2 separate regions of the Homo sapiens genome follow, and region 1 is linked to region 2. A link is an interaction called in ENCODE POLR2A ChIA-PET data of the cell type or tissue named here. Cell type or tissue: B cell. All regions are shown on one strand. Links, peaks and the distances in the headings refer to the core of each region. The heading gives the core; the rest is flanking DNA. Region 1 has its middle 14 kb from the start of LMBRD1. Region 2 overlaps COL19A1 (collagen type XIX alpha 1 chain).

Evidence for each region. Peaks named below come from ENCODE experiments on the same cell type or tissue, not always from the same donor. Only the 100,000 strongest peaks of a DNase experiment are listed, where the experiment ranks them.
Region 1: POLR2A ChIA-PET joins it to region 2 with 8 read pairs; 2 of 35 experiments call an interaction of 5 or more read pairs at or near these places.

What each region holds. Positions count from the first base shown.
Region 1 is chr6:69,809,094-69,813,512 of GRCh38, forward strand. No RefSeq gene overlaps it. Among named protein-coding and RNA genes, the nearest start is that of LMBRD1, 14 kb to the left of the region's middle. In B cell, for the core only: no CTCF peak of the experiment used is centred there; no DNase peak of the experiment used is centred there; H3K4me3 peaks cover 124 bases; H3K27ac peaks cover 1,873 bases.
Region 2 is chr6:69,920,316-69,924,734 of GRCh38, forward strand. The region is part of intron 4 of COL19A1 (collagen type XIX alpha 1 chain); the gene reads left to right. Among named protein-coding and RNA genes, the nearest start is that of COL19A1, 56 kb to the left of the region's middle. In B cell, for the core only: no CTCF peak of the experiment used is centred there; no DNase peak of the experiment used is centred there; H3K27ac peaks cover 695 bases.

The DNA of each region.
Region 1 (4,419 bases), core at 97-4,096, 110 kb before region 2:
AAGCTTTTAGAAGGAAGTATCATCATGGTAGCGTTTTTTGTTTGTGTTTATTTTTTCATCTTAAAAACATTTTTACTTGACATGTATTACTTGTACTTATTTATGGGATACAGAGTGATATTTTGATACATGTATGCAATGTGTAATGATCAAATCAGGGTAGTTAGCATATTCATCACCTCAAACATTTATCATTTCTTTGTGTTGTGAACATTCAAAATCCTTTCTTCTGGCTTTTTGAAAATATACACTACATTTTTGTTAACTATATTCACCCATTAGGTTTTAAAGGAAGAAAAAGAGTTTATCAAACAGACTAGGAGAAGAGTAAGCAAACATCTCATTAAGGCAACAACAAGTGCAAAGGCACAGGAGTCTGAAATACCATGTTAAGTATTACTTGAGTGATCAGTAACTCAAGTGGCAGCAATTGGCCACTTAGATACTAGATCACAAAGGGATGTATGTGCTCCACTAAGAAACTTAGGCTTCATCCTGTAGACAATAAGAGCCAGTGAAGTGTTTTAAGCAGAGAAGAGAAATAATCAGACTTGCATTTTATAACTGTCTCTTTAAGATAAACTGAATGCTGAATAGGAAGTGGGAAAATGAAGTAAGGGTTCATTTCAGCTACAATCAAGACAAGAGATGATGAAAGCTAAACCAAGGTTATCGATATGAAAGAAGATACATTTATGAGATGGCAATAAGATTAATTTTCAAGACATGCTGTCCAGGTATGGAGAATGAAAGAAAGAGGAAGGAGGTAGAATACTGTCAGGGTTCCATCAAATAAACTAAACCAGTAGGAGAGAGAGAGAGAGCACATGCGTGTGAGAGAGAAAGCGAGCAAAGAATTGACTTGTGCAATTGTGGGGGCTCCTTAGGCAAGTTAGAAATTAATAGAGGAGGGCATCAGGAAGAGCAGACTGGAAACTCTCAGGCAGGAGCTGACACTGACAGTCATTGGTAAAATTTCTTCTTTCTGAGGGAAATTGCAATCTGCCATAAGTCCCTTCAATTGATTGACTCTGACCCACGGGATCATTGAGAATAATTTTATTTACAGTTGGCCCTTGAACAACACAGATTTGAACTGTGCAATTCTACTTATGTGCAGATTTTCTCCTGCCTCTACCAACCCTGAGACAGCAAGACCAACCCCTCCTTTCTCTCCTCTTCAGCCCACTCAACATGATGACAGTTAGGATGAAGACCTTTTTGACAATCCATTTTCATTTAATTAATAGTAAATATATTTTCTCTTCCTTATGACTTTATTTTCTTTTTTATTTATTTATTTTTTTGTTTTGAGACAAAGTCTCACTCTGTCACCCAGGCTGGAGTGCAGTGGCACAACCTCGGCTAACTGCAACCTCTGCTTCCCGGGTTCAAGCGATTCTTCTGCCTCAGCCTTCTGAGTAGCTGGGATTACAGGCACCTTCCACTACGCCTGGCTAATTTTTGTATTTTTAATAGAGACGGGGTTTCTCCATGTTGGCCAGCCTGGTCCCGAACTCCTGACCTCAGGTTATCCGCCCACCTCGGCCTCCCAAAGTGCTGGGATTACAGGCATGAGCCACCATGCCCAACCATAATTTTCTTAATAATATTTTCTTTTCTCTAGTTTTCATTATTGGAAGAATGCAATATATAATAAATACAACATGCAAAATATATGTTAATCAACTATTTATGTTATTGGTAAGGATTCCAGTCAATAGAAGGCTATTACTAGTTAAGTTTTTGGAGAGTCAAAAGTTATAGGCAGATTTTCAAGTGCATGGGGATTCAGCATCCCTAACCCCTAACTTATTCAGGGGTCAACTGTACTTAGTCAACTGATTGTAGATATTTATCATGTCTACAAAATACCTTCACGGCAACACATAGCATTTGAATAGTTGATTATTATAGCCAAGCCGAGTTAACATTAGAGATGCTTTTCAGAATTGTAAATTGAGAGATGTGGAGAATGATGATGCCACTAATGAAGACAGGGAACATACGAAGAAGAGAAGATTAAGGGTGAGGAATGACAGAAATAAACTGTATTTCATAGATTCTAAGATGCACTTTTCTCCTTTACATTTTAACATCTCTGATGTTAGGACTCACCTTTAAATTGATGGGATCTTACCACTATAACTGGTATATTTTGTTCTTCATCATTTATAAAATGATGGTGCATCTTACAGTCAATGTCACCTTAGAGTGAAGGAAACAAGGTAGTAGATTTTATTTGGTACCTTGGATTTGAGGTGCCTGAGGAACACGGATAGCTCTAGTTCATAGAATGTATAGGCGGGAAACTCAGCCAAGGGACCTGCCACAGAGGTATGAGTCATCTATACTCAAGTAAAAGCTGAAGCAATGAAAATGCAAAAAATTCCCAGGAAAAATTGGTAGAAGTGAGAATAATAGTCAGCTAAATAGACAACCCTAAAAAAACAGCAAACTTTAAGGAGAGAATAAAAGGAAAAGAGTGGTTAGAACTAATAATCAGAATACATCATATAAACAAAGAGAGAAGATACTTTTTAAAACTAATGAGTAGCTGTCAATACCAAATATAGTGAGAGGACTAGCAAGTGCCCACCGAGTATGGCAACATGAGTGGGGGGGTCATTAACGAATTTTCTAGAATAATTCCACTGGAGTGGATAGGAAGCAGACAAGTTGCACTGGCTTAGAGGAATGAAGGAGAATTAGGAAAACGGAGGTCATGAATGTAAAATATTCTTTCAGGAAGCTTGACTAAAAAGGGGTGGAATAATGAAAAAGTTAAATAGAGAGGATAAGGTCAATGGTGATTTCTGCAGAAGTGACTCAGATTTGAACTCATTTCTAAGAAACGTAGAAAAGGCGTGGGCCACTCTTATGTTACTAAACCAAACAGGGGTCCCATTGCCCAGTGCAGTAAGGCCAAATATTCATACCGAGGTTGCTTTGCAGCAGGAGAAAGGAGGGCCTTTATTAGTAGGGTACCAAGCAAGGATAATTGGGCAGCTGAAATGTAAGACCCAAACTTCCAGATGGCTTGCAAGCAAGGGTGTTTAAAGGCAGAGGTAAATTTCAGGAAAGCAGAAGTTATAGGCAAAACTATAAATCAACACATAGAGGTGATACATTGGTTTGGCCTACAAAGGTGGAAGCAGAGTCAGGTGGGGCAGGGTGCTTCCAGGTCATAACTGGATTTCAAAGATTTTCTGACTTGCAATTGGTTAAAGAAGAGAAGCTTTGTTTAAAAATTTGGGATCAGAAGAAAGAAATATTAAGTCTGGCCTGTGGGCGTGACTTCCTCCATGCCCCTCAGGAAGAAATTTAAAGCAAGAGTTCAGTCCTCAATTACCTCTTATTTGAGGTCTACATGCCAGGGAATCCATTTGGTGGGGGTACCAGCTTCTAAGAAACAACTCAGGGACATATATTCTGATGTTCTCTTTAGTTTCTACAGGGTGAAACCGCCTTTGCAAAATTATAACTGAGGAAATTATGACAGTGACAGAAATCACACCTAACTGATTCCATCTGGCTCCTAATCTTTAAGCTGTCCTTCTTCATTCCTGAGGATAGGCCAAACTAATTTTGAGAAGGAATTCAGTTCATGGCTTGATTCTGAAACAAAATTGATAATAGACCTTTCCTGAAAAGACCCCTTCCTTGCCTGGGTACCAGTCTGCCTTTGCAGGACTAACAAATTAGCTACAAGATTAGAAATTACAGTTTAGGGGCATGCAGCCTCTGGCTCCAAGTTGCTGGGGATAACATCACTATTGCAAACCTAAGATCAGTGCTTGAGATATTTTGCAGAATCTGCACTGGATGGATCAGCAGACACCACCCAGACCAGTAATCTGGCTCAACCAGTTCTACCATCTCACCCAGATGAACAGAAAACAGCAAGAAAAAGTCAACTTCGACCCCCTATGGTTCCATCTCCAACCTGACCAATCAGCACTCCCCACTTCTCAAGCCCCTACCTGCCAAATTATCTTTAAAAACTCTGATCCTCAAATGCTCAAGGATATTTGATTTGAGTAATAATAAAACTCCAGTCTCCTGCACAGATGGCTCTGTGTGACTTAGTCGTTCTGCCTTGCAGTTCCCCTCTCTTCATAAATCGTCTCTGTCTAAGCAGTGGGCAAGGTGAATCCGTTGAGCAGTTACAAGGAAACCAAACATCTCAGAACTCTAATTCCCTTGGCTATAGTTTTAAGCTACTCTTGCCTTCTTGCTTATCAAGTTGCTCATTTACTTCTTAGGGCTAACCAGGTGTCTGGAAGTTCCCTTAAAGGAATTCAATATTTTTCTTTATTTCCATGTTTGGCAAGGGGAGCAGGCAGCAGCCCCCTAAGAAAGGTTCTTGCTTTGTCTCACTGAACACATGAATTTAAGTTTGATTATCAGATCATTTTT
Region 2 (4,419 bases), core at 322-4,321:
CGAAGTTTCATATGGTTTTCTTCCATTTTATGATTAAACAGGGGGCTGCTGTACATAGAGAATGTCAGAGAGCAGATGCAAGCTACATTTTATATTTCTGCAACATTGAAGTGAATTACAAGTTTAAAGGAATCCAAGATATATGAATTACAAGGCTTCAGAGATACTCCAGATTACATCTAGAGCTGGCTCCCTCCCTCAGAGGCCAGTGTGAAGTGGACTCCCAGGCAGCAATTTTCCCTTGACATGCCTGGAGCACTTCGACCAACTTTAGTTTGACTGTATGATGTTTAGTTAGCCATATTTTGAAAATATTGATTTTATATTGAACATTTTGTTAATCTGATATACTTGTGCCCTCATAGGCCCATGAATATCTAGATGACCTTAATTAATGTGTAGAAAAGTAGACAATTTAAAAAAAGGATAAATTACACTTAAATTTCACTGAGTCTAGGCTCTTCAAATGTAGGTTAGTATTAATTTATGTGGATAAAATTTTTATTTATGACATTGAACTACATACAACATGTATAAAATGGAGGGAAGGCAGGAAACATCCCATTGAGAATTTCTAGTCATATATATATATTCATCTATATATTCATATGTATATTCATATGTATATTCATATATATATTCATATGTATATTCATATGTATATTCATATATATATTCATATATATATCATATATATTCATATATATATTCATATATATCATATATATTCATAGACATATCATATATATTCATAGACATATCATATATATTCATAGACATATCATATATTCATATACATATATATCACATATGTATCACATATATATCACATATGTATCACGTATATATTCATATACGTATCACATATATTCATATATATATCACATATATTCATATATAATATATCCATATGTATTATATATCCATATATGTCATATATCATATCATATATCATATATATCATATATCATATATCATATATATCATATATCATATATCATATAATCATATATCATATATCTATATATATCATATATCATAATCATATATATCATATATATCATATATATCATATATATCATATATCATATATATCATATATCATATATATCATATATATCATATATATCATATATCATATATATCATATATATTCATATATTCATATATATTCATATATATTCATATATATTCATATGTATATTCATATATATTCATGTATATTCATATATATTCATATATATATTCGTATATATTCATATATATTCGCACATAGATTCGTATATGTATATAGATTCGTATACGTATATAGATTCGTATATATTCGTATATAGATTCGTATATATTCGTATGTAGATTCGTATATATTCGTATGTAGATTCGTATATATTCGTATGTAGATTCGTATATATTCGTATGTAGATTCGTATATGTATATTCGTATGTAGATTCGTATATGTATATTCGTATGTAGATTCGTATATGTATATTCGTATGTAGATTCGTATATATATTCGTATGTAGATTCGTATATATATTTATATGAATGAACTTAGCAAGTAAGGATCAGCGATATTTTTCTTACTGGGAGTATCACTGAATAAGCAATGGATAGGATTTCTTATAGGAAATTACACTCCATTCAAAATATTCAAGCATGGATATCTTAGACATAGCAAGCTGTCATTATATCTCTCTGGTAACCCAATATGGCCTCTTTTATAACAGAAATTTTGGCAAGACCCAGAGAAACTATTCTGTGTCACGTTAAGTGTTTGTGCTTGTGTGGTATAAACAACAAGCATAGTTTGTAAGAGTAGATTTTTTTTTAATATTTTATTTTTAAAATGCAGAAGTTTTTCTTCAAATAGCATAATCTTGGCAAGCAAAATCATATTTGGTCTTGAAAGCACAATATAAATTTCTGAAAGGGAAATATAGTAATTATAAAGATTTTCATTCATTATAAACTTAGATTAAAATCAATTATTCCTTAAATATAGCTAAATTTATTTCAATGTATATTTTAAAATATAATTGTTATATATAAATATTGATAATACTCTTATTTTTTTGTCACAGCAGAAACTACTCATGAGATGCAAAAATATTTTCAGCTTTTGAACTAGATTATAAATTATCGAAAAATAATTCTATTTAGGTTTTTTTTTTTTTTTTTTTTTGATATGGAGTCTTACTCTGTCACCCAGGCTGGAATGCAGTGGTGCAATCTCGGCTCACTGCAACCTTCACCTCCTGGGTTCAAACAATTCTCCTGCCTCAGCCAACTGAGTAGCTGGGATTACAGGCGCGTGCCACCATGCCTGACTAATTTTTGTATTTTTAGTAGAAATGGGGTTTCACTATGTTGGCCAGGCAGGTCTCAAACTCCTGACCTCAAGTGATCTGCCCGCCTCGGCCTCCCAAAGTGCTGGAATTACTGGTGTGAGCCACCACACCCGACCTCTATTTAGTTTTTGTTTATTAAACATCAAAGTATCATATCAAAATTCAGTACATCTCTGTCTTTCATTTGCTGGATCACTCACTCATTCAACAGATAAAGTGCCCTGTTGGGACTGCACTTAGGCTTTGTGAGTGATACAAAGTATGTTAAATGCTGTGCTTGCTTTCAAAGAGCTTTCAGTCTTAACAACAGATGGACTGGTGACTGCATGACTATCATCCTAAGTAGAAAATGAAGAGAAAAAATGTTTTTATTATCTTTTGCTTTGTAAGAAACCACTACAAAACTTAGTGGCTAAAAATAACAATTTGTTATTTCTGAAGGATTTCAGAAAACCTACTCCTCAAAAAAAGCAATAAGAACACAGGCAAAATTTGTCAAAATCAATATATTCAGAACTTTTTAAGGGGCTTTCACAATCTAATGAGTGATTATTCAAGAAAAACTTTGAATCTCAGTAAGACTAGCAGGCTTTATGGCATTTTAACTTGTCCTATTCATATCCCTCTCTCTCCAACACATGGTAGGCTTGAAAACCAGTAGCTTCAGAATCACAGTGAAAACTAGCTGCCTAGCAGCTGCTGGAAAGGGAAGAAAGAGTGTGAAGTTCATTAAAAGCTCCATTTTCAGGGAATTGCCATTATTTTTCCTGCCTGGTAGTTCCCTAAAAACCCCAATTCTTAGTTGGTCTTTATTTGACCTGATCAGAGCTTGTAAGAATAGCCCTTTCCTGTGGACATTAATTGAAAATAATCAGTGGCAATTGTTTAATATTGCAGCTGCCTGAGGCAGGAGTTATAACTGGAATAAACAAGAAGCTGATCAAAAAAATTTTTAAAGAAAAAACTGGGGAAGAAGACATCCATAGAGGGCACTAGAAAGCTCCAACATATTTGTAGGACTCCAGACACATATTTCTATGTTACAGGGCTGTGTGAAAACTCCGGAAAGGCCTGAAAAGGCCTTAAAATCTTTGGCAAAACTCCAAGCTCTGAACAAGCAGAACATGAAGGCTAAGGTGATTTATAAACTACCAGCCTGAACATTTAAGGTATTTTCTGTCACACACATAGGCCTTCAGCAAAGGCTGGGATGCTTTTGGGTAAGGGTGTTTAACTATTCAATCATTAGTTGACTACTAAGCTAAATGAGCAGAAACTTCAGGAGTCAAACACTTTACAGAATTTGTCCAGAAAAGTGACTAAGCAAATAAAAAGCAGCAACAATAAAGACAACAGACAGCACCAACGGCAAACCATTGACAGGTAGAGTCTAATTTCCAATGTTACCATATTATATTATTTTAAATGTCTTCTTTTCTTTCTTCTTTTAAATTATACTTTAAGTTCTAGGGTACATGTGCACAATGTGCAGGTTTGTTACATATGTATACATGTGCCATGTTGGTGAGCTGCACCCATTAACTCGTCATTTACATTAGGTACATCTCCTAATGCTATCCCTCCCCCTTCCCCCCACCCCATGACAGGCCCCGGTGTGTGATGTTCTCCTTCCTGTGTCCAAGTGTTCTCATTGTTCAATTCCCGCCTATGAGTGAGAATATGCAGTGTTTGGTTTTTTGTTCTTGTGATAGTTTGCTGAAAATGGTGGTTTCCAGCTTCATCCATGTCCCTACAAAGGACATGAACTCGTCATTTTTTATGGCTGCATAGTATTCCATGGTGTATATGTGCCACATTTTCTTAATCCAGTCTATCATTGATGGACACGTGGGTTGGTTCCAAGTCTTTGCTATTGTGAATAGTGCCGCAATAAACATATGTGTGCATGTGACTTTATAGCAGAATGATTTATAATCCTTTGGGTATATCTGGGTCAAATGGTATTTCTAGTTCTAGATCCCTGAGGAATCGCCACACTCTCTTCCACAATGGTTGAACTAGTTCACAGTCCCACCAACAGTGTAAAAGTGTTCCTATTTCTCCACATCC